2 separate regions of the Homo sapiens genome follow, and region 1 is linked to region 2. A link is an interaction called in ENCODE POLR2A ChIA-PET data of the cell type or tissue named here. Cell type or tissue: MCF 10A. All regions are shown on one strand. Links, peaks and the distances in the headings refer to the core of each region. The heading gives the core; the rest is flanking DNA. Region 1 overlaps RAPGEF4 (Rap guanine nucleotide exchange factor 4). Region 2 overlaps RAPGEF4-AS1 (RAPGEF4 antisense RNA 1).

Region 1 (4,396 bases), core at 159-4,158, 250 kb after region 2:
AAACTCTTATGCCATTTGTTTAAGACACTTCCAAACAGACAAAATATTAAAAACATTCATTTCATTTACCAACACCTGGGAATCTAGTAATGGTTTTGCCAGCGTTTCTCATACTTTAATGTGCATACATGTCACCTGGGACTCTTGTTAAAGTGCAGATTCTGATGTAGCTCGTCTGGAATGGACTTAGAGTCTGTATTTCCAACAAGTTCCCAGATGCTGCTGCTGCTGCTCCTCCAGGAATCGCCCTTTGAGCAGCAAGGGATCTACTGCTTGTCTTTACCTTTTGAGAGTATTGATGCTCCATCCTGAAAAGGGGCTCAAGGCTGTAAGACATGTACATGAGGGATTCTGAGCCACGTTCATTGTCTTTGTCCTACCGAGATTTAAATCCTGTTTAAAGGAACAAGAGGAAAAAACTTTAAGACATCAGATTTGGAAGAAAATTACCACAAAATCCTTCTAGCAGTATATGATCTAGAAACCTGGTCTGGTCAGCTTTGTTCAAACAACTAATTTTATACTAACATTTTTTTCCAGAGTGCAGACAGTACAGTTGATAAACAGTACATATAGAAAGAATAACATAAATTCTGATCCTGACAAGGCAGATTGTTTTCAAAGCCTGTACTTTCCAAAGCTGTGACAGAACATGACCTGGCAGTTGGTTCCTTTCCTGTTTGGGACACAGGTCCCACATCCTAGAAAATATCAGGAAGACGATTTCTGCAGGTCAAAGTGTTCATCTGAGAAATGCTGGCAGGTCCTCAAAGGGAGTCCCACAGAGGCCGAGGAGATGGGTGGGTCAGAGAGGGCTGTGGTGTGCATGACTGCAGCCCCGAGGTCATGTCTTCCAGCTGCACAGTCTGGGCAGGGCAGAGTGAGAAGGGCGAGGAGGCTCCCGGCTTTGCTGCCACTTGGCCCTCCTGCCTGACACTCTGCATTTGTTTCTAGTAAACGGAGCTGTGAGGCCGAGGTGCTGCAGCTGACACGTGCTTCCATGTTTCCCATAGTGGACCAGGAGCACCATTTCCAAGACAAATATTTATTCTATCGATTTCTGGATGATGAGCACGAGGATGCCCCTTTGCCTACTGAGGAGGAGAAGAAGGAGTGTGATGAGGAGCTCCAGGACACCATGCTGCTGCTGTCACAGATGGGCCCCGACGCCCACATGAGGATGATCCTTCGCAAACCGTGAGTGAGAGCTCGTGGCTCACCCCTCCAGGTCCCAAGGCCGCCTAGTGCATAGACATACCATGAGGAGAGACACAAGGCTGCTCTCAAAAGCCCTGGCCATCCCCCATGGAACAAAAGGGAGCAGCTGAAGGGTGCCACAGCAGTGCTTGTCTCTGTTATTTTAATTTTTGTGTTTGATCCAGATGGCTCCATTTTCCATTTGCATGAGTTAAAGCTGTAGAGGTTGTCAGTAGTTGGCTCCGGCTGTCAAAACTGAGTCCCCATATTAAATGACCTTTGGTCAATGACAAACAGAAACTGCTCTGTTTCTATGCCAGCCTGTGGCAGCACCTTTCTCCCTAATGCAACAGGACAGAGGTCATCAGGACCATAGCCTTCATGCCTAGGCCTGCATTCATTTGTTCCTTCACTCATTCAGCACATGCTCTTACCCACCTCTGAGGCTTCTGTTCTTCAGCTTAAAGCTCATTCTTCTGAGCACACCACAACTGCATTACCCCTGTCAAGGCCCCCATTGAGCCACTGAGGCAGTCTCTCCCTTCTGTCTCAGCTGAACCCACCTTACCTTCAGGAGCAGGCCACCACCTGCAATTGTGGACTCTGAAATGTTTAATCAGATCCACTCAGAAAGAATGTATTATTAAGCCCCCGTTTGATGCAGGGCACTCCACAAATTGCTATGGGGCATATAAAGAAGCATACATGTGGTCCTGATCCTCAGGGAAACCTTTTCAGTTAGCGGTGACTTGGCCCTTGCATCCGAAACCACCACACAGGCTTGTGTTTTTTGGCTGGAAATGAAGACGCCCTCTGCCCCACAGCCAGCGTCGGCCAGCTGTGGATGTCAGCTCTGAGTCATGTTTGGCCGACCTTGGTGTATTAGTCTTGTATTAGACAAGGGCATTACATGTTACATGTCCTGGATGTCTGCTGGGTGCTTTCCAAGAGTGAAGTGTCCCTCAGGCCAGCCTCCCCAGAGGCTGCCCCTCAGACCAACCCACAGTAGCCTCTCTGAAGGCACTTTAATTTCCCTTCCCCAGGATTCTTTGACTTGCCCTTACTCAGGGTTGTCCCCTTTGTCAAAACTTTCTCATGGGTCTGACTCTCCCACACCATGTGTTTCAAAGGCCTCCCCTCATCCCAGCAGATACCATCATCCTTAACTCTAGAACCACACTCTTCAGCTCTGTAAGCCTCAAAACCCTTTCTTCACATAAAAAGATGAACAGGAAAATCCAAAACATCAAACAAAGCTAGAGCTTCACTGACATAAGCAGGAGTGGGGTCCAAGAAACCTGCCCAGCCAATGTATGCTTTCTCTGCCCTGAAGGATCATAGGAGAGCATGGCTGAGGGGGCACAAGAGAATCCCTGGGGCCTGGGGAACTCAGATGAACACCACCATTTTAAGCCATGTTTTCTTTCTTGTCCCCTCTTGTCCCACTGTCCCTCCTGCATATTTCCTCATCATTTCCTGGGTCCATCCCCTTTTTGCTGTCCTCCTTGCTGCCACCTGCATCCAAGCCAACATATGCAGTGGTTCTGAATCAAGGTGGGACAGCCCCCTAAGGGCTGTTGTCAAAGCACAGGAGGGGGCCCACTGCTAGCACTCACTGGGCAGTGGCTAGGACCAAGGGCTGCCAAACACACTGCAGTACCTAGGAACCCAACACAATAAAGAGCTGTCCTGAGAACAATGCCCGTGTGGAGAAATATTGCAGTCAACCATGAGTTTCTTAAAGGCAAAGACAGATCTCATTTTACTACATTTGTTCATTTATTGAGTACCTACATTGTTCTAGATACTATGTTAGGTGCTAAGGCATTAAGGTAAACATTGAACAAGAAGGCTTCTCCTCCTTGGAGTTTTCTGTCTAGGGCAGAGGATTAAGCAACTACTTATGCAAGCAATCATTTAATCACAGCTGCATTACATGCTATGGAGGAAGATGTAGTGTGTGTTGGCACAGCCTAATGTGGAGGAGGGTTTAACCTGGTGTGGAACTTAGTAAGGCCGTATCCCTAGCTCTGTGCATTACACCACATAAGCCATCAGTAAACCTTTGCTGAGTGAGTGAATGAATGAATGAATGAATGGAAGTGTGAATACACAGTCCCAGCTAATGTTCCCTCAGCTCTTACTTGCTTCAAGGGAGGCAAAAATGCCATCTGATTCACAAATGTTTTTGAAATGGCTCCTGCCCTTGGGGAGTTTATAATTCAGTGGGAGAGGAATCCCCAAATTAGATTAAGATCCAACAATCATCAATTGAGTGCCTGCTGTATGCTAGGAACATTCATGCTAATTGTTTGATTTAGCCTTCTCAAGAGACATGAGAGCTTGTTTTCATGAGTCACCTTGGGAGAAATGGGAGTCGCTGCTTGTGCTTCCTTTTATTGTCCATACACCATTGAATCGCATGATCCCTGGCAGCCCAGATTCTTCACAGAATATTACATTCCAAAACTGACACTCTTCCATTATATCGCTAGTTGTTAAAGTACAGGTTTTACAAATATTCCAAGATACATGATTTCAGGTGGCCTTGGGATTTTCCCATCTTCTTAGGTTTTTCGAAACTTTGCAAACGTTGGAATTGGGCTGGCACTTCTGGAACTCTTCAGTTTTCTTTCTGCTGAAATAACAGCTCCCGAGAGATGGGAAAGTGAAAAATAAGGAATCTAATTTTGGGAGACAGATATTCCAACTCTACATGTACATACACACACACACCCTTTTTTTTTTTTTTTGATCTGCTAATAATCTTTGGAGCTACTACTTTATTTAAGTGGAAAGAAAACAAGCTTAGTTGATCAAGAATTGCCAGTATCACTACTGTCCTTGAAGGGACCAACCAAGCACTTCACTCCTGGAAACTGAGGGCATGTTCAGAGGTCCTGGAAATGTTGACTTTCTACTGCCGAAAGTGCTAAGTCATTAAGAAATGTGGAGGCATGAGATGCATTGGCTTCATACTGACCAGGGCAGGACCCCCAACTTTTAAACTCAGCACGGCTGCATTTTATAATAGTCACCACTGCCAGAGAGGTTGCAGAACTCTGATAATTACTGGGAAAGAAATAACACAATATTCTTTGATGAGAAGATTACTTTGAGAATTTGATTGTATAATGAAGATGTTGCTTTGAAAGGTACTTCCTATTGTTCTGAATCTGAGACTTGCTAGCAAAAAAAA
Region 2 (4,396 bases), core at 240-4,239:
CTTTGGCAAATCTTCTATGGGACTTCCCTGTACCTGCCCAGTAGTAGGAGACTTCTATTAGTAATGGTGTAGGATCCTGAGCCCAGGACTGTTCCTTGCTCTTCCAATAATGACAAGGTTTTGTTTTGTTTTGTTTTGTTTTCTCTTTCTCTAGCTGTAATGGGTTTTCATCTAGTCTTGGAGATATGAAGTTTCTGGTTCTTCCCCCAAGGCTAGAGGCTTTTGTTCCTTGAGAAAGCATCTAAGGAGGGCTTTGTGACTTTCCTTCAGCAACTGCACTCCCCTCCTCCAGGCCTGCACCACCAAGGAAGACTCCCTCTGGTCCCCCACCCTCACCCAGTCTTTCTCATGAGCACCAAATGGAAATCTGTGAAGACGATCTTGTAAGTGTGAACTGCTTCTCTGTCTGTGGCTCCCAGACAAACCTGTACTGTCACACTAGTTCACAGTCAGACTTCTGCAATTTGTTAGAAATTTTAGCAAATCCTTCCTACTTGTTTGATGGCAACCGGCATCTCTTCTTCCTGTGTTCTGCCGAAGGTGAGACAGAGCTTGTACCCTGTATTCTTAGAGACGCCTTGGATTTCAAGCTACCTAGTTGCCCTATGGCCTTAACTATCTGATGGGTTCAAGAAAAATTATGAGTTTGTATTTTATCTGTAGTTTTTCTTATTTCTAGGGTGGAAAAGGTGTTTTTGTTTGCTTTCTACATCCTAGGTAGAAGTAGAACTCCCATTGTATCTTTTTGTTGTTGTTTTGAGACACAGTCTCATTCTGTTGGCCAGGCTGGAGTGCAGTGGCATGATCTCAGCTCACTGCAACCTCCATCTCTCAGGTTCAAGCAATTCTGCCTCACTCTCCCAGGTAGCTGGGATTACAGGCATGTGCCACCAGGCCTGGCTAATTTTTATATTTTTAGCAGAGACGGGGTTTCACCATGTTGGCCAGGCTGGTCTCGAACTCCTGACCTCAGGTAATCTGCCCACCTCAGCCTCCCAAAGTGCTGGGATTATAGGTGTCAGCCACCGTGCCTGGCCCCCATTGTATCTTTAAAGTTATTCTAGAGATTAAAATTTTGCAGATTTTTCCCAGTAATGCATGGAAGGGTTAATAATTTTCACTATCCAAAATTTCATCTTCACATTTGGCTGAGTCATAGACCAGCTAGGAAAAGGCCAGGCAATATTGTGTCTGGCATATTGCTATGTGCACCCAAGTGCTATCATCATTTTCTTGTCCTACAAGAAGGCTTGGAGTTTCCCAGAACAGCCTCTCTTTGTGGGCAGAGGTGGCTGGCTGGCCACCAAACATTTATGCTCTCTTCTATAGTAGAATGCCATTGGGAACAGTTGGCTCTTCCATGAACTACACTTTATAGCTTGCCTTACCGTTAGCTACTGCCATGTAACTGTGTTCTAGCAAATATAAAATTGCAGAATTGATGTGAGCCACTTTCAGGCTTCCCCTGTAAAAGCCACTCACGTGGCATTCCTCCATGCTCCTTCCCTTACCACCAGGTGGATGCAAATGCCCACAGTGATGTGGGAAGTCAGGTGTTTAAGAAGACAGAGCCTCTATTGGTCCTAATCCCTAATGACTGTGCAGAATGGAACTCATACACTCCCATCCCCCAAGCCTGGAGTCAACTTGGATTATTTCATGAGCAAGACATCAACTTTGTGTTCCAGCTCTTAGAGATATTGAGGTCAATTGTCCTGGCAAATGGCCAACCCTAACTAATCTTATCCTTTCCTTCCCTAGTCAAATCACCTGGTCAACCTGCTCTGATATGAGATTTTACCAAGCTTGCCAGTTATCTGTAGGTCATTCACAAGAAACAGACTTCTACAGCCTCACCATTCATGTGTAGATGAAGTCGAGAAGCTAAAAACTAGATGAGATTCAGAAAAATATATTTTCCAAGGGTGATAAAGATTTCATCTGATGTATTGACTCCAAATTATTATTAGTGGCTGCTTGTAGTGCTGTGTTGGGAAATTGTCTGAGGCAGTGTCCAGGCTAATAGAAAAGAACACTGTGATTAATTGGCAATAACTATCATGGCAGGTGAGGTAGGGGTGATGGCATGGGTTCAAAGAACTTCGTCATCCCTGGGACTTAAGCCAAGCTCTTGGATGCATTCAGTAGGCTGTTCCTAGAAATAGTACCCAGATTTGTAAATCTCAAGTAAGAGGCACTTACCATTAAGGCAATATCCTTACCATGGCTGTTACTTATATAAGTTGGTATGATTTATTGGCAGCCTTAATCGGCTAAGTTATAAATGAAATTTAGACATCCCTCTGCCTAGATTCTGCTTGTTTAGTTTAGAAATCAGGTATTTTCAGGACTCAAAATTTCTAGTAAAACATTTTTGAAGGCACACATACTGCTTCCATCTGAGCAGTGGCAAAGCAGATGATTTTAATTGTTGGGATTGTGATCTAGTGTCTTGAAGTCTATTCTGATGAACCGATGAACTCCTTACTAGCTTATAGACTGGTCTGGCAAATAGAAAGAAACAAAGAATAGGAAACAGTCCTGATATAGATAAACTTTTGGTGGTTAAAAAGCAGACAGACCCCTTCTTTCTGCTGTGGGAATTAGAGTTTACTTACAGTGGCTCTCAAGTGCCTGGATTTCTTAAGCTACATGTTCTTAGTTATTATACTATTCTTTTGATGACAAAGGATGAAGTTCAGATACACACACCTAAGTCCAAATCACACTGCATCCAAACAAAATCTTAGCTTAATCTTTTTCACAAACACATTAGAGATTTTTTATTTTCACAGGACATGGGAAAGAGTAATATATTTTGAACACAAAATAAAATGGAGAAGTTAGCCAAGAAGTTCATGTAATTTCTAATCTTGAGGAAACAGACACATCCAAATTGAAGGATATTCTGTAAAATGACTGTTCCAGAGTCTTTTAAAAATGTCAATGTCATGAAAGAATTTTTAAAAATGGTTGAGGGATTGTTTTAGATCAAAAAAAACTAAAGAGGCACAACAACTAAATGCAATGCTCAATCCTCCATTGAGTCCTGGATAACACAAGCCAAAGAGATAGTTTTAAATCTTTTGGAGAAATTTGAATATAAACTTTATATCAGTGTTAAATGTCTTGAGTGTGAAAATCATAGAAGAGTTTCCTTCTACAATTTTAGATAGGTGTTGTAGTACTTAGAGCATGGTATCAAAATGTCTGCACTTACTCTCAAAGGATGAGCATTACACTTAAAGAGATGTGGCAACTGTGGTCACTGTTGGAGAATCTAGATGAAGGCTATACAAGCATTTATTGTTCTGGCCTTACAACTTTCCTGTAGGTTTAAACATTTTCACATTGAAAAGCTGGGAAGAAAAGTTTTTCTACTTGATGGTATATCCTAAGAATTTCCTGTAATATTATATTATATCCTAACCACTCATAATGACTACTTTTAATAACACCATGGTATTCTTTTGAGGGAATATGTATTCTCTTTAATGATTCCACAATTTAGATTCCTAATAAATAATACTTCAATGTGCATCTCTGTATGTATTTTGTAGATTCTAATCTTGGCATAAATTTCCACAGGTAGGTTGCTGGATCAAATGGCCATTTATGGAGAATTTGAAACATTCTGCTGTGATCTATTTTTTTTTAAGCTGGTAAGTGAGATGGCAGGATCTTAATAAAAGTGAGTCATTTCAAACAGTTATATTTCTGTGAGCCTGAATATTTTTAGATTGCTGACACCCCTTTTTCCTCACTCATCTGCCAACCTCCCCAATAGCCGTGGGACCTTGGTTCTGTCTTTGCTGCCATTGATTCCTATAGATGAGATTTTTCAGACTCAGATACTGGGCACCAAGAGGCCAATGAGAGTAGGAGGAAGTTGTTAAGCTTTTCAATATTTCATCAAACAAAATTCATACATTTCTCACACTGAAGCTCACATAAGTGAGTTTAGACATGGAGTCTGGCTCTGGTTCAGCTTTGATAGGTAGGGCTGTAACCTCAGACAGCAGCTCAAATGCAACCTGAGACCCTGAGCCAGAACCACCCCATGAAGCTGCACCCAGGTTCCTGACCTGCAGAGACTGTGTGAGAGAATGAATGTTTGTTGTTTTTAGCTGTCAAGCTTTAGAGTACTTTTTTAATGCGCGATAGATAACCAATACAGATTCTGGAAGTGAGATGTGGCCATAACAAAACATAAAATGTGAATAAAAGACTTGAATACCTACTTCATAAAAGGAGATATGTGAATAATAGGCATATAAAAAGGAGTGCATTAGTCAGCAGAAAAATGCATATTGAAAGCACAATGCAATGCCACTACACACCTACCAGAAAGGCTCCAAGTGTTGGTGAGGATGCAGAATACCTGGAACTCATATAT

The links. Peaks named below come from ENCODE experiments on the same cell type or tissue, not always from the same donor. Only the 100,000 strongest peaks of a DNase experiment are listed, where the experiment ranks them.
Region 1: POLR2A ChIA-PET joins it to region 2 with 5 read pairs; 2 of 35 experiments call an interaction of 5 or more read pairs at or near these places.

Annotation. Positions count from the first base shown.
Region 1 is chr2:172,966,248-172,970,643 of GRCh38, forward strand. It overlaps RAPGEF4 (Rap guanine nucleotide exchange factor 4), which reads left to right. Exons shown (of 31, transcript NM_007023.4): 10 at 1,014-1,197. Among named protein-coding and RNA genes, the nearest start is that of MAP3K20, 110 kb to the right of the region's middle. In MCF 10A, for the core only: no CTCF peak of the experiment used is centred there; DNase peaks (open chromatin) are centred at 2,044 and 3,134.
Region 2 is chr2:172,720,601-172,724,996 of GRCh38, forward strand. It overlaps RAPGEF4-AS1 (RAPGEF4 antisense RNA 1), which reads right to left. Exons shown (of 4, transcript NR_026995.1): 4 at 2,589-4,396. It also overlaps a transcript of PDK1 not described here. Among named protein-coding and RNA genes, the nearest start is that of RAPGEF4, 13 kb to the right of the region's middle. In MCF 10A, for the core only: no CTCF peak of the experiment used is centred there; a DNase peak (open chromatin) is centred at 2,101.